2 separate regions of the Homo sapiens genome follow, and region 2 is linked to region 1. The links are chromatin loops, found by intact Hi-C in ENCODE. Cell type or tissue: IMR-90. All regions are shown on one strand. Links, peaks and the distances in the headings refer to the core of each region. The heading gives the core; the rest is flanking DNA. Region 1 overlaps BDP1 (BDP1 general transcription factor IIIB subunit). Region 2 overlaps BDP1 (BDP1 general transcription factor IIIB subunit).

What was found. A loop is a pair of places that touch in the nucleus more often than their neighbours do. Peaks named below come from ENCODE experiments on the same cell type or tissue, not always from the same donor. Only the 100,000 strongest peaks of a DNase experiment are listed, where the experiment ranks them.
Region 2: it touches region 1 in a loop (2.3-fold over the local background); 17 of 110 quality-filtered maps call a loop at or near these places.

The regions. Positions count from the first base shown.
Region 1 is chr5:71,504,602-71,521,331 of GRCh38, reverse strand. BDP1 (BDP1 general transcription factor IIIB subunit) reads right to left here. Exons shown (of 39, transcript NM_018429.3): 16 at 16,581-16,711; 17 at 10,181-11,867; 18 at 8,904-9,091; 19 at 7,925-8,147; 20 at 6,210-6,388; 21 at 5,061-5,271; 22 at 3,880-4,010. Among named protein-coding and RNA genes, the nearest start is that of BDP1, 57 kb to the right of the region's middle. In IMR-90, for the core only: no CTCF peak of the experiment used is centred there; no DNase peak of the experiment used is centred there.
Region 2 is chr5:71,459,873-71,476,602 of GRCh38, reverse strand. BDP1 (BDP1 general transcription factor IIIB subunit) reads right to left here. Exons shown (of 39, transcript NM_018429.3): 3 at 14,677-14,786; 4 at 12,486-12,545; 5 at 10,382-10,507; 6 at 9,116-9,249; 7 at 6,114-6,208. It also overlaps the pseudogene LOC100419852. Among named protein-coding and RNA genes, the nearest start is that of BDP1, 13 kb to the right of the region's middle. In IMR-90, for the core only: no CTCF peak of the experiment used is centred there; DNase peaks (open chromatin) are centred at 5,242 and 7,092.

The DNA of each region.
Region 1 (16,730 bases), core at 3,241-11,240:
AACAAGAGCAAAACTCTGTCTCCAAAAAAAAAAAAAAAAACTAATATAAACCTGAATATTTATAAAGAATAACTGGATATATAAGTACCTATCTTGAGTTCTCTGAAAGATCTGCATTAAAAACTAATCTTTTTTTTTTTTTTTGAGACGGAGTTTCGCTCTTGTCACCCAGGCTGGAGTGCAATGGTGCGATCTCGGCTCACTGTAACCTCCGCCTCCAGGTTCAAGCGATTCTCCTGCCTCAGTCTCTCAAGTAGCTGGGATTACAGGCATGCGCCACCACGGCTGGCTAATTTTGTATTTTTAGTAGAGATGGGGTTTCTCTATGTTGGTCAGGCTGGTCTCAAACTCCCGAACTCAGGTGATTCGCCCGCCTTGGTTTCCCAGAGCGCTGGGATTACAGGTGTGAGCCACCATGCCCGGCCTTCAATGCACCCTTTCAATGAAGCTTTCTCTGGTCACTGCTGATTAAAAAGTGAATCCCCAGTCACAACACTCCCTACTCAAAACTTTATTTTTCTCTACTGATTTATCACTTATTTATTCAACTTATTTCTCATTTATAATCTGTTTCTCAATTAGAATATAAACTCCACAGTGACAGCATTTTTTTCTTCATTTATTCCTACATCATCAGCACTTAGAACAATGCCTGGCACACAGCAGACACTAAAATGTTTGTGGAATAAATGAGTATATAAGGTTATTTTCAGTGGTAAAATTCTATAATTCTTTGAGATCAAAAAGGGATTATACATAGAAAATAATCCCATAATTAGTAATTAGGAGAAGTGAATGATGTAAACAAATTCATCTGTAATGTTTCCTAGACATTATCAGAGTTAAATTGCTCTGAGATCAATCATCAACCTAATCCAATATAGCATTTGTAATATAAGTCTAATGCATTTTAGTAAAAAACATTTCAATAAAATATCCAGTTTTAAAAACTGAAAAAATGGCTAAGGGAACCTAAAATTAATGTGAAGTAAAAATTGGCCTTAATCTTAAAATAAAAGCAATATGGAAAGACTTTTCAATGCATAGCACAGGGAACAATCAACAAAGTGAAGAGACAACCTACAGAATGGGAGAAAAAATTCCCAACTATCCATCTCACAAAAGTTAATAACCAGAATATATAAGGAACAAAAACAACTCAATAGCAAAAAAACAAATAATCTGATTAAAGAATAGGCAAAAGAGAACAGACAGTTCTCAAAAGACATACAAATGGCCAACAGGTGTCTGACAAAATGTTCAACATCATTAATCATCACGGAAACGCAAATCAAAACTGCACTGAGATATCCTACTGCCGTTAAAATGGCTACTGTTAAAAAGACAAAAAATTACAAATACTGGTCAGGATGTGGAGAAATGGGAAAACTCATAGGCTGTTCGTGGGAATATAAAGTAGGAATGCCATTATGGAAAAAAGTATGAAAGTTCCTCAAAAAACTAAAAATAGAACTACCATTTGATTGAGCCATCCTACTGCCAGGTGTATGTCCAAAAGAAAGGAAATCACTGTATCAAAGAGATATCTGAACTCTCATGTTTACTGCAGTGGTATTCACAATAGCCAACACATAATATCAACCTAAGTGTCCAGCAACAAATGAATAAAGAAAGTGAGAAAGTGTGGTATATATACACAATGGAATATTATTTAACCATAAAAAAGAATGAAATCCTGTCATTCACAGTGACATAGATGGAACTAGAGGTCATTATGTTAGGTGAAATAAGCCAGGCACAGAAAGACAAATATTGCTGGTTCTCACTCATATGTAGCAGCTTAAAAAGTGGATCTCATGGAGGTAGGGATTAGAATGGTGCTCACCAGAGGCTAGGAAGGCAAGAGGGAAGGGAGTAATGAGAAGCTGGTTAGTGTGTATAAAAATACAGTTAGATAGAAGGAATAAGTTCTGGTATTCAGTAGTACAGTAGGAAAAATTATAGTTAACAATCATTTATTGTATTATTTCAAAATAGCTAGAAAATTATGTTGCCAATATAAAGATAAAAGTATGAAGTGATGGATATCCCAGTTACTCTGATCTGGTAATTATATATTGTGTATAATGTATCAAAATATCACATGTAGTCCAAAAATATGTATAACTATTATATATCAAAAAAAAATTTAAGGCTTTTTAAGACAAAAAGCAGGGGGAGGGGCTGTAATATTGAAAACAAAAGTAATCCAGGTTGGGCGCAGTGGCTCATGCCTGTAATCCCAGCACTTTGGGAGGCTGAGGTGGGTGGATCACCTGAGGTCAGGAGTTCGAGACCAGGTTGGCCAACATGGTGAAACCCCATCTCTACTAAAAATACAAAAATTAGTAGGGTGTGGTGGTGGGTGCCTGCAATCCCAACTACTCGGGAGGCTGAAGCACAAGAATCACTTGAATCCAGGAGGCGAAGGTTGCAATGAGCCACGATCAAGCCACTGCACTCTGAGACTCTGTCTCCAAAAAAAAAAAAAAAAAAGTAATCCATACTAAAATAAAAACTTCACATTAGAAACTCGTCTAAATGAAAGCAAACTGCTTCAAGCATCTAAAATTAACAGAGGTCGGGCACGGTGGCTCACCATGTAATCCCAAGATTTTGGGAGGCCGAGATGGGCGGTTCACTTGAGCTCAGGAGTTCAGGACCAGCCTGGGCAACATGGTGAAACCCCATCTCTACAAAAAGATACAAAAATATTAGCCAGGCATGATGGTGTGCACCTGTGGTCCCAGCTACTCGAGAGGTTGAGGTGGGAGAATTGCTTGAGCCCAGGAAGTTGAGGCTGCAGTGAGCTGTGACTGCGCCACTGCACTCCATCCTGGGCGACACAGTGAGACACCTTGTCTCAAAAAGTAAATATAATAAAAAGAAAATATAAATCAATAGCACCTGTTTTGACAGATGACCTAACATGCCCAAATTCTAGCTTCACCTAACTAGAGAGGGTTAAAAAAGGATACAATAACATCTCCTCTGCATTTCCCAGAAAGCCAAAGTCACTCTACCTAATTAAAGGAAGCTGAAATATTTAAAGTATATTCATAAGTGCTGAAAACATCCTGGAGGAAAATTAATAAATACTTCACTAAAACATGTTCTAGTTACTAAGACAGTAAGTTAGATGGACCAAGAACTATATACAGAAAGGAAAGGCGTTTTTACTAAAGAAAAGAACACATCTTGCTTTAATAATAAGAAGGCAGATAGCAAGTAATAAATAAAAGTGGTAATGTTAAAACTTCTTCACCCTACTAGCTCATCTCAATTAAAAGATATCATTCTTACCATTTGGCTTCGATGTAGTTACCTCTAAATATAGTATACTGTTAAGTATACTTTATAGCACTACCTATTAATGAATTTTAGTCAGTAGGTTATAAACTTCTTTTCTTTTTTTTATTTGTTATTTTTATAGAGACGAGGTCTCACTATGTTGCCCAGGCTGGTCTTGAACTCCTGGACTCAAGCGATCCTCTCGTCTTGGCTTCCCAAAGTGCTGGGAGATTACAGGCGTGAACCACTGCGCCTGGCCTAAATTTCTAAAAAAGATACAGAGAACTTAAGAATCTTTGTCTACTATTAAAAATTTAGTTTTGGTACCAAAAAGTAGGATGCTTGTCAAACTTTTCAGAGAAATTACATATACTTAAGGGAATATCATATACTTAAGAGAATATCAGCCATGCAATTCATACAGTATTCGAGAAGCAGATTTAAAAGACTCTAGTATCACAAGTATTTATTACTTTATCCTTTTAACATTTTCAGGATGTGAAGTTATTAATATATAAAGTCAACTATGCAAAAATATAACTTTTATCTTTGAAAAGTCTTATTTTTTCTCATTAAAAGCAAACTCACCTGATTGTTTCATTTGTTTTGTTAACATGAAGGTTTTCTACAAGAACCACCTGACTTTGATTTTCATACATTCTGTGTTCTGGAACTGCGGACGATGGAACTTCAATTTCAGTTTCAATTTGAGAATTTGACTGAAAAGACAAAATCATATTAGTATGTTATTTTTATAGCAGAATATACCTCTTAAAATATTTCCACCATTAAGATATTTAGTTTTTTAAAATCCCTTTTCTTTTTTAAATTTTTATTTATGCATTTTGAGATAGTCTCATCATACTGCCCAGGCTAGTCTCAAAGTCCTAGGCTCAAACGATCCTCCTTCCTCAGCCTCCTGAGTAACTGGGATTACAGGCAGATACCACCATGGGTGGTTAATTCTTTAAAATTAGATTCAAACTGGATATGTAATGTTCACATTCTGTTGCCAAAAACAAGGATGCCTAGTTCAGAGAAAAGTTTCAAAGATTATTGCAGTAATATGTTTACATAATACTTTGAAAACTATAATAGTCACCTGCTATGAAATTAAAAATAAACAAAGTTTAATTTTTTTTTTTAAGAAAGAGCTTTTTGGTTCAAATAAAGATTATTTTAAATCTAGACTTTGCATTGTTTAACAGAAAAATAAGAACTACCTAAAATGAACATTTTTAGACATTACACTACTTAGACTTTTTCCCTAATACCAAAAGACCCATTAATAAGAGATTAAACTGTTACTCAAAACAGCATGTTATACAGCAAAAATGATGTAACTAACATATTTCTTGATCCAGAAAGCCACTTAACATAGTATTCAGTGAATAACAGAAAGTTATAGTACGTAATGACTTTATTGTTTAAATTTGCATAAGTGTGCACATAATGTGTGCATGGAAATAAATCCAGTAAGATATGTCAAAAGGTTTTCAGTGGTTATCTCAGAGTAAGATTTGCGGTATTTATATTATTTTGTCCTAATGGAACATTTTACGATGAATAGCTTCATTAATTAGAAAAGAAATAAATCTATTTTCACTTAAAAAAAAAATCCAGAAGAGCAAATCTGAAACAAAACTGGAAACTGTATTCATTGAGTAGAATAAGTGTCAGATGCCTGTATTTCTAAGCTATGTCTGAGCTATAACTTGACATTTTAAATGCATTAAAAGGCTAAATTTAATTACATAACAATAACTCACCACAGTTAAGACTTTCTTTTCAGTTTCATCTTTTGGTAATATCGTTCTTCCTTCCTTAATTATGCCTTTGGCTTCACCTTTGTCTACTATTTGCCTCTGTCCTGTCTTTCTTATATTTGGTCTCGGTCTCTGAAGTCGGCCCCTTACTTGTCGAGCAGTTTGGATAACACTTTCCTTCATTTCTTGCTGGAAAGTGTTTACATTATTAGTCCTAAACAAGGGGACAGGGAGAAAGGCAGGGCGCTTGACTGTAAAAAGCTGAAAACTAATGTAAAAATGTAAAATTTGGATCTCCTCTAATAAACACTCTAAAAAATACTTTGTACCATTAAAGGGAAATTGCTTTCTGATTATAAACATCTTATTTTACAAAAGAAAACAGTTATGTCAATTCTTAAAAGGTAATAAACTTATATAATATGCCTAAAGTAGCTAAATATACAGATAGAATGGTGGTTGCCAGGAGCTGGAAGAGGAGGAGAATGAGTTAGTATTTAATGGGTAGAGAGTTTCATTTTATGAAGATGAAAAAGAAAGTCTAGAGATGAATGGTGGTGGCAACGGGACAACAATGTGAATACACTTAATGCCACTGTATATTAAAAAATAGTTAAAATGGTAAATTTTATCTTATGTGTATACTAATTTTTAAAAGTTAATGAATATATATAGCTTATATACATATAAGCTGAGTAGCCCTATCCAAAATGCTTAGGACCAGAAATGTTTCAGATTTCAGATTTTTTTAGATTTGGAAATATTTGCATTATACTTATCAGTTGAGCATCCCTACTTTGAAAATCCAAAATGCTCCACTGAGCATTTCTTGAGCATCATGTCAGCTCTCAAAAAGTTTTAAATTGTGGCACATTTCAGAATTTTTTATTAGGGATGCTCAACTTGTAGTTTTTAAATGCATTGCTTTGTATACACTCTTACGCAGCTGACAATGCAGATAAGCAGGCAACCATTAGAAGGTGTTGAATTCAATCTGATATTATATTTTAGGCAGTCTGCTGTATCAATAAAATTAAACCAATATTCTTTATGTTCACTTTTTAAATGCATTAACATATCTCAATAAAAATTAGAAATATTTAAAAGAAGTATCTCTCTTATTTTATATTGTCAAAGAAAATCACTGTTTACCCCACAGAAACAACTGAGTCATTTTTCTGGACTGGTGCTGACTGAGACTCCTCTTTAGGTTCACAAGAATTTGAAGGTGAAAGGTTCCTTTCAGTCTGTGTACATGGCAATATCACAGCCTCCTCATTCCTGTGACCTAATGTGTCTTTTTCTCTTGATATCATTAGGGAAGCTTCATCCTAGAAGACAGAAAAAAAATTTCATTCACAGTTGCTAAAAGTATAAGGAAATAAGAACTTTACAAGTATAAACTGATATCATCTTCGTGAAGAATAATAGGGTAGTCTATACCAAAATTCTAAATTCCCAGCAATTCCACTTCTAGAAATGTATCTTATAAATACTCAACAAGTAGAAATATACACACAAAAATATTTATTGTAACAATTTAAGCACCACCTCCCTCACCGGAAAAGACAAACAAAAAAATCAGAAATAAAACAGATATATCATTAGGGGATGGAATAAATAAATTTTAATTTCTTTACAATGCAATAGTACCTAATCATTTAAAAGAAGATATATCTCTTTGTACTGATCTAAAAAGAAGCTCACAATACTGTAAGTGGAAAAATCAGAAAGCAAGAATTAATGTCATTTTGGAAAACAATAAAAATACCTTCCCATTTTATCATTTTATAACTGTAAGACGAAAAAGTGTAAGTGGATATATTCAAAATTGCTGTATGATTAACTTGGGGGAAAGGGACGTGACATTATAAAAGACTCTCACTTTTTAGAATACATATATTTTTCCAAATTAAAATTTCTATAATCAGAAAGTATAATACAAATGTAACTTATCTTTTATGAATATAAGCTTAGGAGAAATAGTACAAATGTTGATGCACAGTAAAGTACTGAGCTATTTTAAGACATCAAATAAGAATTTTAATTCTAAGAAGGACTTCCACTGAATGTGGAAAACATTCAGTTTATAATTATTCATTTCGTTTCAATGTTTTTTTGATGGTATGTCACACAATCTTAATCTGTTATGGACCAAGTTAATAAAGTAAATAAAATATCACCTTTAACTCAAATCAAGCTTTTAACTCTTCATTTCACCTTCACAAGAGAGTGAAATAAAAAACGATTATTCTCGCTGGGCGCCACGGCTCAGCGTAATCCCAGCACTTTGGGAGGCCAAAGCAGGCAGATCACGAGGTTAGGAGTTCGAGATCAGCCTGGCTAACATAGTGAAACCCCATCTCTACTAAAAATACAAAAAAAAAAATTAGCCGGACATGGCAGCACGCGCCTGTAGTCCCAGCATTCAGGAGGCTGAGGCAGGAGAATCGCTTGAACCTGGGAGGTGGAAGTTGCAGTGAGCCGAGATCGCGCCACTGCACTCCAGCCTGGGAACAGAGTGAGACTTCATCTCAAAAAAATAAAAATAAAAAAAATAAAAAACTATTATTGTCATTTTTTCTATGAAGAAAATTGTTTAATCAATGGTCACATAGCTGGAACTGGAACCAGAGCCCAGACCTGAACGCTTTCCCACAACACGTTTGCCCATTATCAGATATCTGAGATTCTTACACAAATTATGTGGAACAATGAGGCACATTAAGCATGGGAGCAATATCACATGCAGCAAAAATTACACAGAAATATTTGTAGAATTTTAATGCCAGGTGCTTTTAGTAGTCCTAATAACTTAAAAAAAAAAAAAAACACCCACACAGAACTTCCATCTCAAATACACTCACATGTTGAGAAGGGAGAGTATCAGTTTGTTCATTATTTTCTTGCATCACAATAGTCTCCATTTTCTTGGTTTCTGATTTCTTCTCATATATATATTTTTCTGATTCTGTAGTCTCTCTCTTCAAAGCTGCTCTTGCTAAGTTTGGTTTTGGTCTTTTGAATCGGCTCCTCACAAAAGGTGCTGGTTTAATTTCAAGTGGCTTCTGTTCTTGAGGAAGAGATTTGCTTTTGGAACAAGGATTATCAAGCTTTAGAATGAACTGAAGGGGCAGTGGAAACGGAGTCTCAGTACAACCTTAGAGACTGGCGGTAAACATTTAATTTTTTTTTTTTTTTTTTTTTTTTTGGAGACAGGGTCTTGTTCTATCCCCCAGGCTGGAGTGCAATGACACAATCATAGCTCACTGCAGCCTTGACCTCCGCGGGCTCAAGTGATCTTCCCATCTGAGCCTCCCAAGTAGCTGGGACTACAGGCATGTGCCACCACACCCAGCTAGTTTTTGTTTTTTTATTTTATAGAGATGGGGTTTCTACAGCGTGTTGCCCAGGCTGGTCTCAAACTCCTAGGCTCAAAGGATCCACCCACCTCAGCCTCCCAAATTGCTAGGATTACAGGTGTGAGCCACCATACTTGGCCTAATTCTAATTCTTAACAGGAAAACAAATCGAACTATCTGGCAGATCCTGAAAACCATGAGTGGTACAATCCAGGTATGAGCCTAGGAATTACACCATCTCTGCACAAAGAAAATATGAGTCTATCAAACCTGTATTGATTTAAGACTGTTACATACAATTTTGTATGTCAGTAACTTTCACAATTGACTGTCAGAGTGACCTCAATCCTCTCTCCCAGTCTTCCCAAAACTATCTTAAAAGCTCTAACACTATCCTGTATATGTTATATCTTGAAACCTCACTTAGTTTAACGTAATCTGCAACTATAACTTAATATCTTTTTCTTTAAAAACACACTTGTACCTTAAATTAATATCTGAAAACTGCTCTGGAACATCTGGAGATTGAATCCCCTGGACTTCTGTTTTATCAGATTCATGAGTCTGTGAAGAAATCTTGAAATGACTGAAGTGACTTGATACTTCTTTTTCAGAATTTCTTTTTTCTTCTACAGGTGTATGCATCATCGACAGTACTTCACTGCTAATGTTCTAGAGGAACAGTCATAGTAAATCAGCACAAATAAAAGAGTATTTAAACATCTTATATATTTAAAACAAAAGTCTACTAAATTCTAAACACTTTCCTTTAAAACTTTAGAAGTTTTTAATTTTTGAATAAAATTTAATTTCCAAATGTTAAAACTTGGAATTCAGGAAACCCTTTTATGTTGCATATTATTACTTTCCCAAACCACAAATGTCATTATCTATTTTTAAAAGTTAGAAAAAAAAAAAAGTCCTTGAAAATGTTAGAAGATCATGAACTTCAAAGTAACTTGAAAAAACAAAAAGAACTTTTAGAAGTGAAGTAAGTCAGGTGGGGCAAGAAACAAAAGCAGATACAGATGTGGCCAAAAGAAATAATGTGTGTTCACGCTAGGGTTAGTACAAATTCAGTCTAATTTCCTATTCTTCTTTTACCTAAAAGAGTAACTTCAAATGATATTAAGAACAGTGACATTTTTGAGATCTCAAACCTAAGCCAAAAGAAAAGTTTGATCCTTGCCCATCTGACTTAAAGAAAAAAAATAATAATAATAACAGTGACTTTTTCACAGTTGGAAATTATTTTTATTTCTTTTTGAGACAGGGTCTCACTCTGTCACCCAGGGTGGAGTACAATGGCACAATCACAGCTCACTGCAGCCTCAACCTCCAGGGTTCAAGTGATCCTCTCACCTCAGCCTCCCAAGTAGCTGGGACTACAGGCTTACACCTTGTTATTGTATTTTATTTTTTATTTATTTTATTTATTTTTATTTTATCTTATTTTTTGTAGAGACAAGGTCTCTCTATGTTGCCCAGGCTGGTCTCAAACTCCTGGGCTCAAGTAATCCTTCCACCTTGGCCTCCCAAAGTGTTGGGTTTAAAGGTGTGCCCAGCCTAAAGTTATCTTTTTAAAAAAGAACATACAGTTTCTTCAAGGCACTGAAACATAGAAACTTAGGGCTACAAAAGACTTTAGACTTTTAGAGATTTTTAAGTGTTGTTGGACTTAAGGACAAAATAATCATGGAATTATTTATTTCCTCTGAAAAAAGCATTCAAAAAACTTTTAAAGGACAGAAAAATACATACCTGAATATCTAGTGAAGGCACAGCACTGAAGTCATTGCTACCGCTCTGCATTAAATGTGTGTCAGTTTGTCTTGAGGTACTGGTCTCCTCTAGCTCGTTTTCCCTTGGAGAAATGTCTGTTTTTCCAGTTTGTTTCAATTCTGCCACCTTTTCCTCAGTAACACAGATCTCTTCAGATCCTCTCTCTCTAAAATTTTCTTTTCCAGTTTCTTTCAAATCTGCCTCCATTTCTTCAACAACAGCCATCTTTCCTGATACTTTCTCCATGATGGGAATGTCTCTTTTTCCAGTTTCTTTCAAATCAATCTCCTTTTCCCTTATAGCACTGAACTCTGCTAGCACCTTTTCCCTTTGGGAAATTTCTTCTCTAATTTCTTTCAAATCTGTCTCCATTTTACCTACAGGCTTGACCTCCTCTGGGCCATTTTCCTGTGGCGATATTTCTCTTTCAGTTTCTTCCAAATCTGTCTCTATTACCTCAGCAGCATCAATCACCTCTCGTGTCTTCTCCCTTGAGGAACCCTCTCTTCCAGTTGTTTTCAAGTCTGTCTCCATTTCATCTACAGGCTTGACCTCCTCTGGGCCATTTTCCTCTGGGGATATTTCTCTTCTTCCAGTTTCTTCCAGATCTTTGTCTATTTCCTCAGTGGCATCAATCACCTCTGGTGTCTTCTCCCTTGGGGAAATCTCCCTTCCGGTTGCTTTCAAATCTGTTTGCATTTCACCTAGAGGCTTAACCTCCTCTAGGCCATTTTCCTGTGGGGATATTTCTCTTTCAGTTTCTTCCAAATCTATCTCTATTTCCTCAATGGCATCAATCACCTCTGGTGTCTTCCCCCTTGGGAAACTGTCTCTTCCAGTTGCTTTCAAATCCGTCTCCATTTCACCTAGAGGCTTGACCTCCTCTAGTCCATTTTCCTGTGGGGATACTTCTCTTTCAGTTTCTTCCAAATCTATTTCCTCAGTAGCATCAATCACCTCTGGTGTCTTCTCCCTTGGAGAACTCTCTCTTCCAGTTGCGTTCAAATCTGTCTCCATTTCATCTACAGGCTTGACCTCCTCTGGGCCATTTTCCCTTGGGGATATTTTTCTTCTTCCAGTTTCTTCCAAATTTTTGTCTATTTCCTCAGTGGCATCAGTCACCTCTGGTGTCTTCTCCCTTGGGGAACTCTCATTTCCAGTTGCTTTCAAATCTGTCTCCACTTCACCTAGAGGCTTAACCTCCTCTGGGCCATTTTTCTGTGGGGATATTTCTCTTCTTCCAGCTTCTTCCAAATCTTTGTCTATTTCCTCAGTGGCATCAATCACCTCTGGCGTCTTCTCCCTTAGACAAATCTCTCTTCCCATTGCTTTCAGACCTGTCTCCATTTCTATGGTGTCATCAATCACATCTAGAATCTTCTCCCTGGGAGAAATGGCTCTTCTTCCAGTTTCTTTTAAATCTGACTGCATTTCTTTAGTATTAATCTCTGCTGGTACCATCTCCTTTGGTGAGGTGTCTAGTCTTACAGTTTCTCTCAATGCTGCCGCCATTTCCCCAGAGACAAGAATCTTCTCTAGTACCTCTTCCTTTGAGGAAATTTCTCTCCTTCCAGTTCCTCTTCCTATATTTGGCTTTGGTTTCTGAAATCGAGTCCTTAGAATTGGGACTTGGTTAAGTTTATTTGCCTTATTATTCTCTTGAACGCTATAAAAAAAAAAGGGGGCACACAATCAAGTTTTAAACCAGACTGCCTGCTGAAGAGATGATGTTTGAGAAATCACTACAGAAACACCAGAAACTCTCAAATTCAAAAAAATTAAGGAAGGCCTAGGAATCGCTGGGTAAAATTTAAAAATTAAAAGAAAAAAAATCCCACCTTTTGAAATCACAGCAATAAGTTTAAATATATATATATATCTAGTAAGGTCAATCAGTATAGAAGCTATTTGATCCTAACAGTGTCTTTCCAATTGTCATTCACACTACCATTTATAAATACTGACTGGGAAAGACTCTCCAGTTCTCTGCATTGGAGCTAGATTGATGTATGTCTGCTATTTCTACCTCTTCATCCCTTCTATCTTTTATACAGACAAATGGTTTGCCATAATAGACCTGACCACCTCAAATACCTGGATACAAGTATGACTTGACCAAGATTAAATCTTAGGACTACAAATGAGGTCTGCCCTCCTCACCTTTTAAAACCAATTTTATATGAGATTTCCTATACAGATAGTTCTCTAAAGGCTTGTTATTTCATAACATAAGTAAAGAATCAAAGGACAGACCAAATACACAATAATACTTTGCTGAATGCTACTGGGCACACAACCACTATCCAAAGCAAGCACCTTGCTCTCCAGAAAAGCAGCAGCACTTTTTGTTTTGCTTTCTGTTTATTATAATAGATGGTAAAATCAATAAACATATAAATGAATGAAAGGGCTTTTAAATGACTGGTTAGGAAAAGTTATTAATATTGGGCAAAAGCTAGATCAAATGAAACACTAGATTGTATTCGGCCATGTCGGACTGAACAGGTATATAACTATACATTCAACAGCTTAAAAAAAGACGTATTGAGCTGGGCATGATGCTTCATGCCTGTACTCCTAGCACTTCAGGAGGCTGAAGCAGATGGCTTGAGCCCATGAGTTTTTGGTAGAAATCCCATCTCTACAAAAAAAAAAAAAATTAGTCAAGTGAGGTGGCGTGCACCTGTAGTCCCAGCTATTCAGGAGGCTGAGGTGGGAGGATCACCTGAGCCCAGGAAGGATGAGGCTGCAGTAAGCCATGATCATGCCACTGCACTCCAGATTGGGCAAGAGAGCAAGATCCCATCTCAAAACAAACAAACAAAAAACAAAACAAATAAGCAAAAGATTTACTTAAAAGTATGCTAGGCTGGGCATGGTGGCTCAGCCTGTAATCCCAGCATTTTGGAAGGCTGAGACAGGTGGATCACTTAAGGTCAAGAGTTTGAGACCAGCCTGGCCAACATGATGAAACCCTGTCTCTACTCAAAATACAAAAATTAGCAGGGCGTGGTGGCACGCGCCTGTAATCTCAGCTACATGGGAGGCTAAAGCAGGAAAATAGCTGGAACCCAGGGGGCGGAGGTTGCAGTGAGCCAAGATCATGCCACTGCACTCCACCTGGGCAACAGAGTAAGACTCTGTCTCAAACAGAAACAAAAACAAAACAACAAAAGTATGCTATTGCTTGTTTCAACTTCTTTAGGTCCTATACTATCCTTCCTCACTGAAATAACTGTTTTCAATAATGCAATTTTTGATACTGTAAGACAGGTCCTTAGGAATAAGATTGCTTTTCAAATTGTACTTGTTTACATAACTGAAGTGTTTATATCCATCATTAACTTTAGCAATTGACAACGTTAAATGTAAAATTAACAGCAATCAATAAAGGAAATTTAATTTGATTAGTCCTGAATGGACCGCATTCCATTTTTTGATTTATGATACTTTTCATCTCCATCCAGAAACATCTAGCTTTTAGTGAGATTACTGTGCTAGCAATCTTGGTTTGGGTACCATGGGAAGAGATAAAATAAACTATCTTTATAAAGTCACATTTTGAAAACAGGCGTATTATTTAAACATATAAATGCTTGAAGCAAAGGCTTTATTAATAATTTCATTATTTCCATAACAGTTCAGATTGTAAGATACAGATATGCAATGTTATAATTATATTCTATGTGCTTAGATTTTTTAAACTGCCATTCCACCAAAGCAATAGATTGATTGTTTCTAAGTAACAAAAGAAGTACAGAATTAACTGAAGGGCAGTATCTGAGACTGGATATCAGATATAAAATTGAACTAGATTATTTCTCAACTTAAAATATACAGTGGATCTACGAACTTTCCTCAGATCACAAATTTGAGAAGAAAGGCAAAACAAGAGGATCATGAATGGAGAAAATAAGGTATGGAATGAGCACAAAACTATAAATGTGCTTTAAGGTCTGCATATGTGTTTTTCTAAAACACGGAGTTTAAGAATCTATAAAATATTCATGGCCAGGCGTGGTGGCTCACACCTATAATCCCAGCACTTTGGGAGGCCAAGGAAGGAGGATCCCTTCAGCCCAGGAGTTCAAGACCAGCCTGGGCAACATGGCGAAACCCTGTCTCTACAAAAAAATTTAAAAATTAGCCAGATGTGGTGGCATGCACCTGTAGTCCCAGCTACTTGGGAGGCTGAGGCAAGAGGATCAATTGAGCCCAAAAGGTGAATGCTGCAGTAAGCCATGATCACACCACTGCACTCCAGCCTGGGTGACAGAGCAAGACCCTTGTCTTTAAAAAAATATGGGTGTGTGTGTGTGTGTGTGTGTGTGTGTGTGTGTGTGTTTCAAATATATATATATATATATATATAAACCTCCAAACAAACATCACCAAATCACCAATCATGACAAAAAACTTAAAATATTTATATGAAGTAGGTAAGATGCAAAATTAACCTAGAAGATTAAATTTCAAAGAAATACTCACTAGTTTATCTAATAAAGTACCTTTTCTTTAATAGAGATGGGTCTTGCTATGTTGTCCAGGCTTGTCTTGAGTTCCTGGCCTCAAGTGATCCTCCTGTCTCAGCCTCCCAAAGTGCTGGGATTATAGGTGTGAGTCACCATGCCCAGCCTAAAGAATTTTTAATGCATTCTTTGAGAGACTATTTTCCTACTATCTCTCTTACATAGCATCTTGAACAGGCCAACATATGTGGAGTAGGAGAGGGGGAAAACTTTCTGTTAGACATAGGTGTATAATTTGATAAAACACAGAATCTTAGAATTGCTTTTGAGGATTCTGGAGATTCAAAGGCTAGAAAGGTCACATGACAAAGCAAAAATGACACTGCCCATGGAGAGGAAAGTTGTTGAGATCAGATTGAGTATTAGTTACAGTGTCCACCAGTGTTCTAAAACCCAGAGGCCATTCAGAAAAGTTTAATTTTCTACCAAGCCACAGTATCTATTAATAGACTCTAGTTTAAACTGAAAAAATATAAATAAAAAGAATAATTTGTTAGCTAACTGTAATTAAAATCCATATCAGAGATATGCAGCAAGCAATGTAGTCATACAAACTTCTACCTAGAGACTGTGTGCACATTAGTAAAATAATCCGGGCAGTGGGGAGGAATAAGAAGCAAAGGAATAGTGAAGGCAACAAGAAATAGAGAAATTTTTTTGTCTTCCAATGAAGATCTTTAAAGTAGTTCAGGAAACCTAGCTTTCACTCTCAGGTTAGGTACTTTTCTTTTTTGGAGGGACAGGAGTCTGTCTCACTTTGTTGCCCTGGCTGGAGTAAAGTGGCCCATTCATAGCTCCCTGCAGCTTCTAATTCCTGGGCTCAAGCAATCCTCTTCCTTCAGCCTTCCATGTAGCTAGATAGGCATGAGCCACCATGCCCAGCTAGGTACTATTTAAATAGGCTAATACAGCTGTAAGAAAGTATAGCATAGGCTAGCCTTTAAACGTAAAGACTGGTAAATATTAATTACTGAAACTGGACAGCAGGTATATGGGAGTCCACTACTGCACTTTTGCGCACATTAAACATTTCCAAGTTGAAAAGTTGAAATAGTATACCAGTAATTCCATCAGTCTGGCTTGGTACCCTCCAAGGAAGAAATAAAAAATAGAAAAGACTTTGACTATAAGCAGTATGGGTTTCTATACATAAGTTTTAAATAAAATTTATAAATCTTAAATAAAGGCAATATGTGCTCAATCTAATTCCAAAGAAACAAATATTTTAAAAATAAGTAGCATTTTACATTTGAACATAAACATATATTTCAATATGCATGTTAAGTGATAAAGCTGGCTGGGTGTGATGGCTCACACCTGTAATCCCACCACTTTAGGAGGCCGAGACAGGTGGATCACTTGAGGTCAGGAGTTCGAGACCAGCCTGGCCAACATGGTAAAACCCTGTTTCTACTAAAAATACAAAAATTAGCTGGGCTTGGTGGCAGGCACCTGTAATCCCAGCTACTCGGGAGGCTGAGGCAGGAGAATTGTTTGAACCTGGGAAGCAGTGGTTGCAGTGAGCTGAGATTATACTCCAGCCCAGGCAAGAAGAGTGAAACTCCGTCTCAAAAAATAAAAAGTAAAATAAAATAAAATAAAGTGATAAGGCTATTCATGTTAACTCAAGTACTAATTTACGATGAGTAGCTTTCTTCAAACCATCTGAGAAATTCACATAAAGGCTACAACATAAACTTTCTTGAAAGGTGAAGTTATATTTTTAAACACTACATAACTAGACACGCAGACAACAAATCCATCTAAATTGCTTCTGCTTTAAAAAACTGATTGAGTTCTAAAACTTTTTACAAAATCCAAAGATTATATATCAACAAAATGATGCTTACCTTAGACATTCATTAAGAACCTTGGGCTCATCTGGCTGCACATTTTGAAAAGAATCATTTTTCTCAGGCTGTAATATGACATCTTCCTCTTCAAAATCTTTACGCGATTGATCTTCCATGTGTTGAGGAGTCTTAAAAACAAACAAATTT
Region 2 (16,730 bases), core at 2,835-10,834, 44 kb after region 1:
TGCCACTGCACTCCAGCCTGGATGACAGAGCGAGACTCTGTCTAAAAAAAAAGGGAAAAAAAAGTCAAAGCTGGCCATGTTATTTGGGGCTATGGAAAAAACAAACAAATAAAAGGCTGAGATTTTCAGGAGCTTCGTGGTTGGTGAATGCAACCACGTGCTGGGAGGTCAGTGCACCCCAACTCCTCCAGCAGAAGTGCCTGCATTCAAGACCCTTCCAGACCGTACTCTATGAATCTCTTCATCTGTATCCCTTATAATATCCTTTATAATAAACCAATAAACAGCTGGTTCAGTGTGCTGAACTTTGCTAGCAGCTGAGAAAGGAAGCTAGAAAGAGGCAAGCTCCTGATGCAAAGGTTGGCGTGCAGCATAATTTAGGCCTTAGAGAAGCTGGGGTTTTAACACTTCACAAGATGTGTTTTCTCAAAGCTGCCAGTTCTTTTAGAACTCATCAAATTAGGCTGCTCCAACCAGCTTTACAGGGAATGGATTTAAGGCAAATCTTGTGTTTAAAGAGATTTAGAGGAAGCCTGAAGAGGAAAGTGGACAGATTGTGAAGAAAATCCGTGGTATTTTTGCCTTTAAGGTGAAGAATGAATGGCCTAGGGGGTAAAGAAGCCACCTAGTGGTGGAGGTAAAGAACACAAAGGATCAGTGCTTTCTAACTCTAACTCAGATGAGAAAGCTGACCACACAATCACAAAGACTGACTAGGATTTACTGGCTTTAGTGATTGAAGTGGTAAAATGAATCCTCAGTTCTCCTTCTTTCAAGGCAAAGGGAAAATCACTGGCAATATGAAGTTACAAAGTTTTCAGCTTCAGCCGAGCAAAGGTAAGCTGCGAGGAACTCCCTTTGGCTACTTTTGAAAATCAAGATATCTCATCTCACAGATAGGAATTCATACAATTTCATTGTCAGAATTTAGGCTGAAACTACACATTGAAAAATAACATGAGATAGATTTGTTTTAAAAGGTGTGACCAATCCTGGTTTTCCTAACCTCTGGGTGAATACAGCCTGATAATGAACTACTGCTTTGCTGAACTGGAAACAACTGTGCATTACAAAGTTAATACGTTATTTATGGCCTGGAGTAAAACTGAGTTTCAGAATAAAATTAGGAACAGCAAAATACAAAAAAAGTACATAAACAAAAGCTCCCATTTTGCTTATGAAGTGCACTGAAGGGCCAGGCACAGTGGCTCATGCCTGTAATCCCAACACTTTGGGAGGGCAAGGCAAGAGGATCACTTGAGTCAAGGAGTTCGAAACCAACCTGGGCAACACAGTGAGACTTAGTCTCTACAAAAAAATTTTTTTAATTAGCTGGGCATAGTGGCATGTGCCTGTAGTCCCAGCTACCTAGGAAGCCGAGGTGGGAGGATCATTTGAGCCCAGCAGGTAAGAGGCTGCAGTGAGCCAGGACAGAGGCTGCAGTGAGCCGTAATCATGCCCATGTACTCCACACTGTGTAACAGAGCGAGGCTCTGTCTCAAAAAAAAAATTAAAATAAAGTACATTTAAGGATTATTCTGCTGAAGATGTAATTTAAGAGTTCCCTGGATGAACTAGAGAAGAAAAAGACTACCAATAGCTGGCAAGTAATTAGTGTTATGCATTTAATAACCTTAATCAGTAATAATTAATAATTCTTAAAATTTTATACTGGGGGCCAGGCATGGTGGCTCACGCCTGTAATCCCAGCACTTTGGGAGGCCAAGGAGGGTGGATCATATATTTTTTTTTTTTTCAGACAGAGTCTTGCTCTGTTGCCTACGCTGGAGTGCAGTGATGCAATTTCGGTTCACTGCAACCTCTCCCTCCCGGGTTCAAGCAATTCTCTTGCCTTAGCCTCCCGAGTAGCTAGGACTACAAGTGCCTGCCACCACACCTGGCTAATTTTTGTATTTTAATAGGATCGGGGTTTCATCATGTTGGCCAGGCTGGTCTTGGACTCCACACCTCAAGTGACCCACCCCCCTCAGCCTCCTAAAGTGCTAGGATTACAGGCGTGAGTCACCACGCCTGGCCAACCTCAGGAGTCAGAGACCCACCTGAGCAACCTGATGAAAACTCATCTGTACAAAAAAATACAAAAATTAGCTGGGCATAGTGGTGTTAGTGGTGTGCACCTATAGTCCCAACTTCTTGGGAGGCTAAGGCAGGGGATTGCTTGAGCCTGGGAGGTGGAGTTTGCAGTCAGCCAAGATCATGCCATTGCACTCCAGCCTGGACAACAGAGCAAGACTGTCTCAAAAAAAAAAAAAATCAAAATTTGTGGGACACAGCTCTAGTGATGCTTAAAAGGAAATGTACAGGCCAGGCACGGTGGCTCATGCCTGTAATCTTAGCACTTTGGGAGGCTGAGGCAGGAGGATCACGAGGTCAGGAGATCGAGACCACCCTGGCTAACATGGTGAAACCCCATCTCTACTAAAAATACAAAAAAATTAGCTGGGCATGGTGGTGGGCGCCTGTAGTCCCAGCTACTCGGGAGGCTGAGGCAGGAGAATGGCATGAACCCGGGAGGCGGAGCTTGCAGTGAGCCGAGATCCGCCACTGCACTCCAGCCTGGGCGACAGAGCAAGACTCTGTGTCAAAAAAAACGAAATGTATAGCTTTAAATGTCTACTTTAAAAAAGAAGGCTTTAAAATCAGTGCTCTAAGTTTTCATCTTAAGAAGCTAGAAAAGGGAATTGAACAATGAGAACACATGGACACAGGAAGGGGAACATCACACACCGGGGCCTGTTGTGGGGTGGGGGGAGGGCGGAGGGATAGCATTAGGAGATATACCTAATGTTAAATGACGAGTCAATGGGTGCAGCACACCAACATGGCACATGTACATATATGTAACAAATCTGCACGTTGTGCACATGTACCCTAAAACTTAAAGTATAATAAATAAATAAAGAAGCTAGAAAAACAAACACAAAGTAAATGGAAGGAAGTGCTAAACAGTAACAAAAAAAAATCAATAAAAACACACCAACAATTGGAAACCTAAAACTTACATTAAGAAGCCAGGCGCAGTGGCTCACGCCCATAATTCCAGCACTTTGGGAGGCCGAGGCAGGCGGATCACAAGGTCAGGAGATAGGATCATCCTGGCTAACACAGTGAAACTCCGTCTCAACTAAAAATACAAAAAATTAGCTGGGCGTGGTGGCGGGTGCCTGTAGTCCCAGCTACTCGGGAGGCTGAGGCAGGAGAAGGGCATGAACCCAGGAGGCGGAGCTTGCAGTGAGCCCAGATGTCACCACTGCACTCCAGCCTGGGCTACAGAACAAGACTCCATCTCAAAAAAAAAAAAAAAAAAAAAAAAAAAAAATTACATTAAGAAAAGTTGGTTCATTAAAAAGATGTTTAGATTAATAAACACTTAGCAAGATGAATTAAGAAAAAAAGAGGCTAGGACAAGTGGCTCACACCTGTCATTCCAGAACTTTGGGAGGCCAAAGCAGGCAGATCACTTGGGCACAGGAGTCCCAGACCAGCCTGAGCAACATGGCAAAAGCCAGTCTCTACAAAAAAATACGAAAAATTAGCCGGGCATTGTGGCACGTGCCCGTAGTCCCAACTACTCAGGAGGCTGAGGTGGGAGGATCACTCAAGCCCAGGAGGTGAGCCATGATAGCACCACTGCACTCCAGCTTGGGTGACAGAGTGAGACCCTGTCTCCAAAAAAAAAAAAAAAAAAAAAAAGAGAGAGAGAGAAAATACAAATTATCAATGAAAGAGTATATTTATAAAATAAACTCTTCCTCCAAAGAAAACTACAGGATCATATAGTTTCACAGGTAAATTCTATCAAATATTAAAGACAGAATAATACTGATCTTCAACAAATTATTTCAGAAAATAGAAGAGGGAACACTTTTCAGCTCAATTTCTGTAACCAGTATAAGCCTCATATCAAAATAGGACAGACTTTGTAAAAGAAAATTACAAATCAGTATCCCTTATGAACAAAGTAGCAAAAAAATCCTCAAGAAAATGTAGCAAAATAGAGCAACACAGAAAAAGAATACACTATGACCAAATGGAAGTTATACAGGAATACATTAGTCCAATATTTGAAAATCAAGGTAATGTAATTCAGTAGCTTTAAATACAGTCTATTCTCATTTTTGAGATGGAGTCTCACTCCCATTGCACAGACTGGAGTGCAGTGGTACAATCTCAGCTCACTGCAACCTCCACCTCCCGGGTTCAGGCGATTCTCCTTCCTCAGCCTCCCGAGTAGCTGGGATTACAGGCATGCGCCACCACGTCCGGCTAATTTTTGTATTTTTAGTAGAGACGGGGTTTCACCATGTTGGCCTGGCTGGTCTTGAACTCCTGACCTCAGGTGATCCACCTGCCTTGGCCTCCCAAAGTGCTGGGATTACAGGCGTGAGCCACCATGCCCAGCCTACTCTCACTTTTCTACACTTTACCCAACGACCTGCTAGAGCCATAGTAACCTTTCAGGAAAAGAATATACATGATTTTTGAGACAAATAGCCCAGTGACAAATTTATAATTAATTACACAGATCAGCAGAGCACTCCAATTCCAGAAAATCAATTTCTAGCCTTCACAGAATTTTAACATTTTGTTCTTTTATCAAAGATCAACATTAGAAAATGAACATGAAGAATATAAAGTTCCTCATCTCTTGCAGAAATAACAAGACTATTTCATTACACTGTACAATGCCCCTTATGTAATGTCCCCAGACAATCCATGCCTAATTTAGTTCTAGTGGAAAAAACATACCTTCCTAATGGTTCCTTTTATTAATGTAATGAACATGATAGGGATGAGAAATGAAGTAAAAAGCCCATGGTTGAGTAAAGATCTCACTATCAATTGAGAATGCATTATGGCAACATAGTGTGATGACACTCAAATGCACTTAAACCCAGAAAACTTGTATAAAGTTTCTCAAGCAAAGAAACTAAAAAACAGAGAAAGCTCATCCTCTTGGGCATATAATAGCTGTAACTGACATCACTGTTGTTATTAGTGCCACTGGTTGTCCCAAAGTTAAGGGGGCCTAGGAAAGCAACGGATCAGAAAATGAGAACTGTGTAAACTCAGATTTCTTCTCTTTAAGCTTTCCTAGGAAATTCTGAAATACATTTTGCATTGAAAAAGCTACCCTCAACCGGGCATGATGGCTCACGCCTGTAATTCCAGCACTTGGTGGGAGGCCAAGGTGGGTGAATCACCAGAGGTCAAGAGTTCAAGACCAGGCTGACGAACATGGTAAAACCCCCTCTCTACGAAAAATAAAAAATTAGCTGGGCGTGGTGGTGTGCGCCTGTAATCCTAGCTACTAGGGAGGCTGAGGCAGGAGAATCACTTGAATTTAGGAGGCAGAGGTTGCAGTGAGCCGATATCGCACCACTGCACTCCAGCCTGGGCAACAGAGCGAGACTCCATCTCAAAAAAAAAAAAAAAAAAAAAAGCTACCCTTAACCAAAGTACTCTGGTACATTTATCTTCTCTTTTCATTATGTAACTCTTCTTATATCTTAGTTGCAGTGCATTTTTATTGGTACTGCCTCAAATTCATTTTAGAAATGAAGAAGATATAAGAAAATATGAAACTAACATAAAGAAGATTATACCCATATCAGAACTGATAAATATTACTTTTCAATAAAGAGGGATAAATGTAACAAAACCATCATAACAGTTTAAAAAAAAAAAAAGGGCTGGGCACGGTGGCTCTAGCCTGTAATTCTAACACTTTGGGAGGCCAAGATGGGGGGATTAACCTGAGCTCAAGAGTTCGACAGCAGCCTGGGCAACATGGTAAAACCCCGTCTCTACTAAAACAGTAAAAAAATCAGCCGGGCGTGGTGGCAGGTGCCTGTAATACCAGCTATGTGACATGCTGAGGCATGAGAATTGCTTGAACCCGGAGGCAGAGGTTGCAGTGAGCCGAGACTGTGCCACTGCACTCCAGCCTGGGCAACAAAGTGAAACTCTGTCTCAATGAAAAAAAAAAAAAAGATGAACTAAGATTTAAACCAAAGGTAAGCGAATAATACTACTAACATTTGTAATGTTTGGTCTCTTTCCAATCAACAAATGTGATGGGTTTACTTTACCTTAATTTCTATCCTTGCTCTGTGAGGAAAAAGTTGTCCGATCATAGAAAAGTCAGTTCCTACCATGCTGATGGCTAAAAAAAACATATCTGTTTCTGTGAAAATAAAAGATTTAGAATGATTGAAAATTAATTATATCAATATTTCAGAGAAAAGAAATCTTACAGAATTTGACAGTACTTAATTTTACTAGAAAGATCCCCATGCAATACCTAAAAACACCTTATTATAAATAAAAACTTTTCAGTATAAGAAATCGTAGGCTGGGCATGGTGGCTCACACCTATAATCCCAGAACTTTGGGAGGCCAAGGCAGGCAGATCATTTGAGGACAAGAGTTAGAGACCAGGGCCGGTCGCGGTGGTTCACGCCTGTAATCCCAGCACTTTGGGAGGCTGAGGCGGGTGGGTCACCTAAGGTCAGGAGTTTGAGACCAGCCTGACCAACATGGAGAAACCCCGTCTCTACTAAAAATACAAAATTAGCTGGGCATGGTGGCACATGCCTGTAATCCCAGCTATGTGGGAGGCTGAGGCAGGAGAATCGCTTGAACCCGGGAAGCGGAGGTTGCAGTGAGCCGAGATCGTGCCATTGCACTCCAACCTGGGCAACAAAAGTGAAATTCCATCTCAAAAAAAAAAAAAAAAGAGTTTGAGACCAGCCGGGCCAACATGGTGAAACCCTGTCTCTGCTAAAAATAAAAAAAAAATGAGCTGGGCGTGGTGGCGTGCACCTGTAATCCCAGCTACTGGGGAGGCTGAGGCAGAAGAATAGCTTGAACCCGGGAGGCGGAGGTTACAGTGAGCTGAGATGGCGCCACTGCACTCCAGCCTGGGCGAAAGAGCGAGACTCCACCTCAAAAAAAAAGAAAAAGAAATCATACAAAAGCATCTGGAATTTTTTTTTTAAAACATTCATTCTGCCTAGCTGATCTTATTCAAAGTGCTCTGAAGAAAGCTATGAGTCATACTCAGGATAGGGTTACACTACATAGGCAACTAAGATGTGCTAAGTAGTATATAAAGAAAGTAGCTAGAAAAATACACAAGAGGCCACGCACGGTGGCTCACGCTTGTAAATACCAGCACTTTGGGAGGCCGAGGCGGGCAGATCACTTGAGGTCAGGAGTTCCAGACCATCCTGGCCAACATGGTGAAACCCCGTCTCTACTAAAAACACAAAAATTAGCTGGGCATGGTGACATATGCCTGTAATCCCAGCTACTCGGGAGACTGAGGAAGGAGAATCACCTGAACCTAGGAGGTGGCGGCTGCAGTGAGCCAAGATCGCACCACTGCACTCCAGCCTGGGTGACAGAGTGAGACTCGGTCTCAAAAAAAGAAACTACTAACAGAAGTTACACTTCAGGAGAATAGGAATAGGGAAGTGAAAGAAGGGAAGTATAGAATCTTTTTACTCTATATCCTGCTGTTTGAATTTTTCCTCAAAACTACTGTTTTTAAAATAAAAACAATAAGCACCAACATGCAACAGATTTTTAACAGCATATTTATCTATAGAAGCTTTATTATACAATATTATCTGAGGTAGAACATTATTCGCATTAGAAATATTGTATTGTTGGCTGGGCACAGTGGCTCACGCGTGTAATCCCAGCACTTTGGGAGGCTGAGGCAGGCGGATCACCTGAGGTCAGGAGTTCGAGACCAGCCTGGCCAACATGGTGAAACCCCATCTCTACCAAAAACACAAAAATTAGCTGGGCATGGTGGCAGGCGCCTGTAATCCCAGCTGCTCGGGAGGCTGAGGCAGGAGAATCGCTTGAACCCAGGAAGCAGAGGTTGCAGTGAGCCGAGATCGCGCCACCGCACTCCAGCCTAGGCGACAAGAGCGAAACTCCATCTCAAAAAAAAAAAAAAAAGGAAATATTGTATTGTTAATTTTTATTTAAATGGTATTTACTGTAGAGATTTGACAGAGAGGAACATTCCAGCCAAAACGACTATAAAGGTAATTCTTAAAAAATATTTCTTTCAGCAGAACAGTGACTGAAAGAAATTAAAAAAAAAAAAAAATTTCTGGGCTGGGCACAACGACTCACGCCTATAATCTCAACACTTCGGGAGGCAAAGGATCGCTTGAGCCTAGGCATTGGAGACCAGCCTGGGCAACATACTGAGACCTTATTTCTTCAAAAAATCCAAAACACAGGCCAGGTGCGGTGGCTCATGCCTGTAATCCCAGCACTTTGGGAGGCCAAGGTGAGCAGACCACCTGAGGTCAGGAGTTTGAGAGCAGCCTGGCCAACATGATAAAACCCCATCTCTACTAAAAATACAAAAATTAGCTGGGGGTGGTGGCAGATGCCTGTAATCCCAGCTACTTGGGAAGCTGAGGCAGGAGAATCGCTTGAACCCAGGAGGCAGAGGTTGCAGTGAGCCGAGATCGTGCCATTGTACTTCAGCCTGGGCAACAAGAGGGAAACTCCGTCTCAAAAAATAAAAAAATTTTTTTCAAAAAATTAGCTGGGTTTGGTGGCACACGCCTGTAGTGCCAGCTACTCTGGGAGGCTGAGGCAGGAAGATCACATGAGCCCAAGAGTTCAAGGCTGCAGTAAGCTAAGATAGTTTCACTGCACTCCAGCCTCGGCAATCAATCAAGACCCTATCTCTACTTTCTAATTTTTTTTCTTAATTTTTTTGTAGAGATGAGGTCTTGCTTTGTTGCCCAAGTTGGTCTCAAACTCCTGGCCTCAAGTGATCCTCCTGCCTCAACCTCCCAAAGTGCAGGGATTACAGGTGTAAGCCACTGCACCTGGCTGAGACCCAGTTGCTATAAAAAATAAAATTTTTTTGAAGATTTGTAAGACAAAGTCAGAGATACCATTCCATGGAGGGCATAAGATAGAGGTGTCAATAAAATTAGCTGGAATAAAATGGTAGTTTGCATTTTATGTACTTAGGGGAGAACTGATTTAATTCAGAAACAGTCAATTCATTTCAAATAGAGAACTTACACATTTTTAAATGAAAATTAGTTACCTTTATTTGACCATGGTTTAGAGTAATAGTTTTTCCTAAAGCTGGAGTATGTAGTTGTAGAACCGCGCTCAAATATGGGGTCATTTTCTTCAACAACACAAGGGCCTTTTGTTCTTAAAACTTCTACAGTTAAACTGAAATAAACACATTTTTAAATAGATGTATACTAAAAACAAGGAAACAAATAGCAAATGAGATGTAAATAGTTATATTTTGAGGTTTAGCATGGCAATCATATCAAAGGCATAATAATACCTATGTGAAATATGGGTATTTTCCAAGCATCTGCTAAGTTTTACCTACAATGTGATTCCAAGAGGGTAGAAAGAAATGTCAACTCATTTTCAAAATCCATAACAGCAATATAATATTTACAAAACATCTTTGGGCTACGTATTATAAAACGGTATTTGTATTATTGACTTGCACATGTCTTTGATATTCAATATGTATTACTGTGCTGGACTCCATGGAAATTTTGAAAAACACAAGCACTTTATATTTTACATTCCTGCAGAGAAAGCAGTTAAATATGCTCTAACTATTTAATGACCAGTAAAATCATCATCACAAACTAATGGAAAATAGCACACAAAAACAACTATTATTAGCAGTATTACATTTATGTTTAATTATAGAATGTGAATGCTATAAAATTATTTTTCACTGGCTAAACTTTCAAAGACCTTCCATTGCTTTATTTATTTACTTACTAATTTATCATCTTTTAAAAAAAAACCCTTAAGACAACTAAATTCCACAATGCCCAATGTGCAAAATTTAATGTTATAACTGAGAAATTAAACCAAAAGATGAATTATACCTCACCATAACAAAAATCATAAAATATGTTAAACCTACATTTCATTGTATATCCATTAGTTATCACCACACACCAGGATATGCTCTTAATAATATGAGAACTTGAATATTGACTTCAAGACTGTGTCAATCTTAGAAATTTATCCTCAGTGGAAGACAGCATATGATTAGTTCAACAGCCTGACTCAATGACCAGTAAAGATAATAAAACAATGGTGTTAGGTTAATAGATGATAGGGCATCTTCTCATACAAAATAGTTATAAAAATTACTAAAATTTACAAATTAATCTAACCCACTTTTCTATTTACAATATTCATTATGCAAATAAGAACGTCAAGGTCTAAGTGACAAAGGCCAATACAGAAAGAGGACCTCTTTCACTAGACAAAGCATGTTTGTTCTCATGTAACCACAATCTCACTTTTTCTCTTTTCTAAATACCTTTCTTCATCCAAAATAATGGAACCATCTTCTGCCACTTTTACTCGAGGAACCAGTAATGGCCCATCATCTGTCTCTTCTTCCATTTCATTATCTTCAGCATTAGGAGTACTCTTACCTTCTTGCCTACCACATATAAAGATAAGTTAATTCACAAAGGCATGAAAAGTGTGCCTAAATAGTATAAAACTTAAAATAAATGATTACAAACTCAACCTTCTAGCTATTTCCAACTTTCCCTATAATCCAAATGAAAACAGTATGTGTTATTAAGGACGCAATTAGAGGATTTTCTCAAGTTTTATCTCGAGACATTTAGTAAGAAGTCTTATTTTTTTTTTTAGATGGAGTTTCGCCCTGTCACCCAGGCTGGAGTGCAGTGGCATGATCTCGACTTACTGCAACCTCCGCCTCCTGGGTTCACACCATTCTACTGCCTCAGCCTCCCCAGTAGCTGGGATTACAGGCGCGCACCTCCACACCTAGCTAATTTTTGTATTTTTAGTAGAGACGGGTTTTCACGATGTTGGCCAGGCTGGTCTCAAACTCCTGACCTCGTGATCCACCCGCCTCAGCCTCCCAAAGTGCCGGGATTACAGGCGTGAGCCACCGTGCCTGGCCCAAGCAGTCTTTACTCTCTTTTAAAATAAAGAGAAACAGACAGGACATGGTGGTTCAGGCCTGTAATCCTAGCAATTTCAGAGGCCAAGGCAGGAAAATCACTCGAGGCCAGGAGTTGAGATCAGCCTGGGCAACATAGCAAGACCTTACCACTACAAAAAAAATTTAAAAATTAGCCCAGCATGGTGATGCGTGCCTATAGTCCCAGCTACTCAGGAGACTGAGGCAGGAGTATCTCTTGAGGCCAAGAGTTTAATCACACCACTGCACCCCAGCCTAGGTGACAGTGCAAGACCCTATCTGTAAAAATAATAATAATAATAATAATGCTTATAGTTATATAGCATTAGTTTCTAGATTATTTGATTAACTTTTCAGTACAATCCTTCAGGGTTAGTATTTTCATGCTCATTTGAGCCTTAAGGAAAATGGCCAAATGCAGCAGCTCATGCCTGTAATCCTAGTACTTTTGGAGGCTGAGGCGAGAGGATTACTTGAGCTTAGAAGTTCAAGACCACCAGCCTGGGCGACATAGTGAAACCTTATCTCTATGAAAAAAAACTCTTCAAAAACTAAAAACTTTAGGCTGGGCATGGTGGCTTACACCTGTAATCCCAGCACTTTGGGAGGCCGAGGCGGGCCGATCACGAGGTCAAGAGATGGAGACCATCCTGACCAACGTGGTAAAACCCCGTCTCTACTAAAAATACAAAAATTAGCTGGGCATGGTGGCGCACACCCGTAGTCCCAGCTGCTCGGGAGGCTGAGGCAGCAGAATCGCTTGAACCCGGGAGGCAGAGGCTGCAGTGAGCCGAGATCGCACCACTGCACTCCCGCCTGGTGACAGAGCAAGACTCCATCTCAAAAAAAAAAAAAAAAAAAAAACTAAAAAATTTAGCCAACCGTGGTGGCACACACCTGTACTCCCAGCTACTCAGGAGGCTGAGGCAGGAGGATCACGAGCCCAGGAGGTCAAGGCTGCAGTGAGCTATGTTCACACCACTGCACTCCAGCCTAGGTGACACAGCAACATCCTGTCTCAAAAATTAAATTAAAATTTTAAAATTACAAAAACAATAGCCCAACCAAATGTAATTTTTTTTTAAGAGACAAAGTCTTGCTCTGTCACCCAGGCTGGAATGCAGTGGCGTGATCATAGTTCACTACAGCCTTGAACATGTGGGCTCGAGCGATCCTCCCACCTCAGCCTCCTGAATAACTAGGACTACATGTACACACCACCATGCACAGCTTATTTTTACATTTTTTGTAGAGACAAAATGTCACTATGATGCCCAGGCTGGTCTCAACTCCTGGCTTCTGGCAATCCTCCCATCTTGGCTTCGCAAAGTGCTGAGATTACAGGAGTGAACCACTGTGCCCAACCCCAATCAAATGTAATTCAACTATAACAGGAAGCACCATTTGATCTCATTTCTTAAAAAATGTAGGAATAGAATATATTCAAAAATAAAATACTTACTCTCTTGTCTGGACTGGAGTCGATGGCTTTTCAGTTTTCTTTTCTTGTTCCAGTGAAGAACTATTGAACATAAATAACAATATCTTTAATAAATTATTAATTTATATCTTCCCAATTCTATCTGTAGGCAAGAAGAAAATTATTCTAACTTCTAATTTTTAATGATATATCACAGCATTTCGTTAATGACAGTACAATCCAACAATCAACTTTTCAGTCAAAAGCTTGTCATCACATACAAATAATTTGTTAGGTCCTAAGTAAAGAATACTTTTTTTTTTTTTTTTTAATACAACAACAGGGTCTTGCTGTGTCAGACTGAAGTGCAGTGCTGTGATCTCAGCTCCATGTAACCTCTACTTCTTGAGCTCAAGCAATCCTCCCACCTCAGCCTCCCACGTAGCTGGGACTACAGGTGCATGCCACCACACCAGGCTAATTTTTGTCTTTTAATTTTTTGTAGAGACGAGGTCTCACCATATCGCCCAGGCTGGTCTCAAACTCCTGGGATCATGCAATCCTCCCACCTTAGCTTCCCAAAACACTGAGATTACAGGCATGAGCCACCACGCCCAACAGAGAATGTTCTTATCCTCTAACTTCTCAGTGAAAGGAGGCTCCCAATCCCAAGGCATGAAGCAGCTTACTTAGGTGACTTGTCTCCAACTCCTGGATGTTAAACAACTCAAAACCTAGGTTTCTGGCCCTTTCTTCAACAGGGCCAAAGACCTGGTGAATCTGAAAAAGGGCTATGCTGAGGAACTGTCCCAACTCCTACCTCTACCTGCTAAACCATCAACAATACAACAATGAGATTTATTATAAACCTGCCTCAGAAACCCCAGGCTAACTTTAATAAAGAAGCTTTGTTCTTGGAGGATTTATTAATCACACTACTACTGTCTTTATTAGAAGGCAGGGCATAAAACTTGGATCACTCCTTTAGATCAGTTTATAGTATGTTAAAAATAGAAATTCCAATCCTTTCAAACATTTTTTTTTTAAATGAGACAGAGTCTCGCTGTCTCCCAGGCTGGAGTGCAGTGGTGCAATCTTGGCTCACTGCTGCCTTGAACTCCCAGGCTCAAGTGATCCTCCCACCTCAGCCTCCTGTGCGCCACAATGCCCAGGTAATTTTTGTATTTTTTGTAGAGATGGGGTCTCACTACATTGCCCAGGCTGGTCTCAAACTCCTGGGCTCAAGCAATTCTCTCGCCTTGGCCTCCTAAAATGCTGTGATTACAGGGATGAGCCACCTCGCCTGGCCAAAATTGCAATCTTGATTACAGAAAAGTGGCTTAGTTGGTTTCACTATGCCTTGGTAACTAATATAACAAAGAAAAAACATTTTTTTTTTTGAGACAGGATCTCGCTCTGTCACCCTGAGTGCACCCAGAATGCAGTGGCATGAACATGGTTCACTGCAGCCTCAAATGCCAGGGTTCAAGCAGTCCTCCTGCCTCAGCCTCCCAAATAGCTGGAACTACAGGCACATGCCACCATGCCTGGCTAATTTTTGTACTTTTTGTAGAGACAGGGTTTCACCATGTTGCCCGGGCTGGTCTCAAACTCCTGGACTCAGGCGGCCCACACACCTTGGTCTCCTAAAGTGCTGGGATTACAGGCATGAGCCACTGTGCCCAGCCAGGAAATTTATTTTTAATCTCAGAAATAAAGGGCATAATCTACCATCCCCAGAAAGCAGTTACTTGAAATACTGCTACTTTTTGTTATGAAATTCTATTTAAAAGGACATATGTGTTCCAAATTTTGTCAACATGTTTTTGGAAAACTAAAAAATTTACTATAAAAGTGCTATTTATATAACTACATACCCAAATAAAGTAAAACAGAAGGCCAGGTGCAGTGGCTCACGCCTGTAATCTCAGCACTTTGGAAAGCCGAAGCGGGTGGATCACCCGAGGTAAGGAGTTTAAAACCAGGCAAGCCAACATGGCGAAACCCAGTCTCTACTAAAAATACAAAAATTAGCCGGGTGTGGTGGCGAGCATCTGTAATCCCAGCTACCCGCGAATCTGAGGCAGGAGAATCGCTTGAACCTGGGAGGCAGAGGTTGCAGTGAGCCAAGATTGCACCACTGCACTCCAGCCCGGGTGACAGAGCGAGACTCCACCTCCAAAAAAAAAAAAAAAAAAAAAGAGATAGTAAAGCAGAAATAAATTTTACTTACGTCATTGGATTATTATCTGGTAGATAATATATGAAGTCTCTCATAGTCATTTTTGAACGATCTGGTGGCCTCTGACTTTCATTTATAGCATATTTGTTTTTCCATTGTTTCTGTATACATAAACACACAGATCCACTTTTATAAATATTAAAGAATTTCAGATGTACTATATGCAAATATACAGTCCACTGTTGCGTTCACTGTAAGTGCTTTAATATTATTCTCACCCCAATTATGTAATTTTGTAGATGGAATATTAAAAAGTTGTAGCACATTACCCTCAATAGCTTTTAGTTTTTATTTATCTACTTTTGAGATGGGGTTTTGCTCTGTCATCCAGGCTAAAGTGCAGTGGCGCAATCATAGCTCACTGCAGCCTTGAACTCCTGAGCTCAAGCAGTCCTCCCACCTCAGCCTCCCAAGTAGCTGGGACTACAGATGCTTGCCTAACACCTGGCTAATTTTGTGGGGTTTTTTTTTTTTTGGTAGAGATGGAGTCTCCCTACGTTGCCAAGGCTGCTCTCAAATTCCTGGGCTCAAGTGATCCTCCTGCCTCACACTCCTAAAGCACTGGAGTGAACCACACACCCAGGCAGTATTTAGATTTTAACAATTAAAGTGACTAGGACTAGATAAAAGCTCAATGTGGCCAGGCACAGTGGCTTATTTCTCTAATCCCAGCACTTTGGGAGGCTGAGGCAGGAGGATCGCTTGAGCTCAGGAGTTACCAGCCTGGGCAACATAAATGAGACCCTATCTCTACAAAAAAATACAAAAAAATTAGCTGGATGTGGTGGCATATGCCTATAGCCACAGCTACTTGGGAGGCTGAGGTGGGAGGATCACTTGAGCCTGGGAGGTTGAGGCTGCAGTGAACTGCAATTATACTAGCGCACTCCATCCTGGGTGACAGTGAGACCTTGTCTCAAAACTAAATAAATAACCAAAGAATAAAACTAATAAAGCTCAATGTATAAAATGCTTACTGATGCCTTCTAACTAAACATCTTAATAGCTCACTGAGAATTTATGCTTACACAGCTTTTTTTTTACCCTGTAGTGACTTGAAATTCTGTGTATTTTGTAAAATTCTTGAAGCAAATGTTTAATCTTTAATTCCCCAAAATAAATTAAATAAGCAAATAAGCAGTTTCTGTAAAATACAGAACTTTTTTTTAATCCCCCCACCCCCAATTCCCAACCCATAAAACATTTTTAGAGGCTTTGATCTGTCGCCCAGGCTGGAATGCAGTAGCACAATTTCAGCTCACTGCAACCTCCGCCTTCCAGGTTCAAGCAATTGTTGTGAGGCTTACATTTTAGAAGACATAAATTGAAAGCTTGTTTTCTCCTGTGTGAAACAGTGATATCTACTTCACATAGTTGATATAATTACATAAGATAACAGATATAAAGCACCAAGCAAAATGCCTTCCCTTAATTTAAAAAAAACTAAGAGGCATTTTATAATTCATAACAGAAGCTGACACTGGTTGGACACTTACTATTTTCATGACACTAGTTTTTTTGTTTGGTTGGTTTTTTTTGAGACGGAGTCTCGCTCTGTCACTCATGCTGGAGTGCAATGGCACGATTTTGGCTCACCGCAACCTCTGCCTCCCAGGTTCAAGCGATTCTCCTGTCTCAGCCTCCTGAGTAGCTGGGATTACAGGCGTGCACCACCACAACCAGATAATGTTTGTATTTTTAGTAGAGACGGGGTTTCACCATGTTGGCCAGGCTGGTCTCGAACTCCTGACCTCAGGTGATCCGCCCACCTCGGCCTCCCAAAGTGCTGGGATTACAGGCGTGAGCCACTGCACAAGGCCCAAGACACCAGTTTAAGTGTGTTTTACATGTATTGACTCATTTAATCTTCACAACCCTCTAATGAGCTAGATAGAGGTTGAGCATCTCTTATCTGAAATACTTGAGACCAGAAATGATTCACATTTTGGATTTTTTCACATTTTTGAATACTTGCAGAATACATGCTGGCTGAGCATCTCTAACCTGAAAATTTGAAATCCAATATGCTCCAATGAGCATTTCCC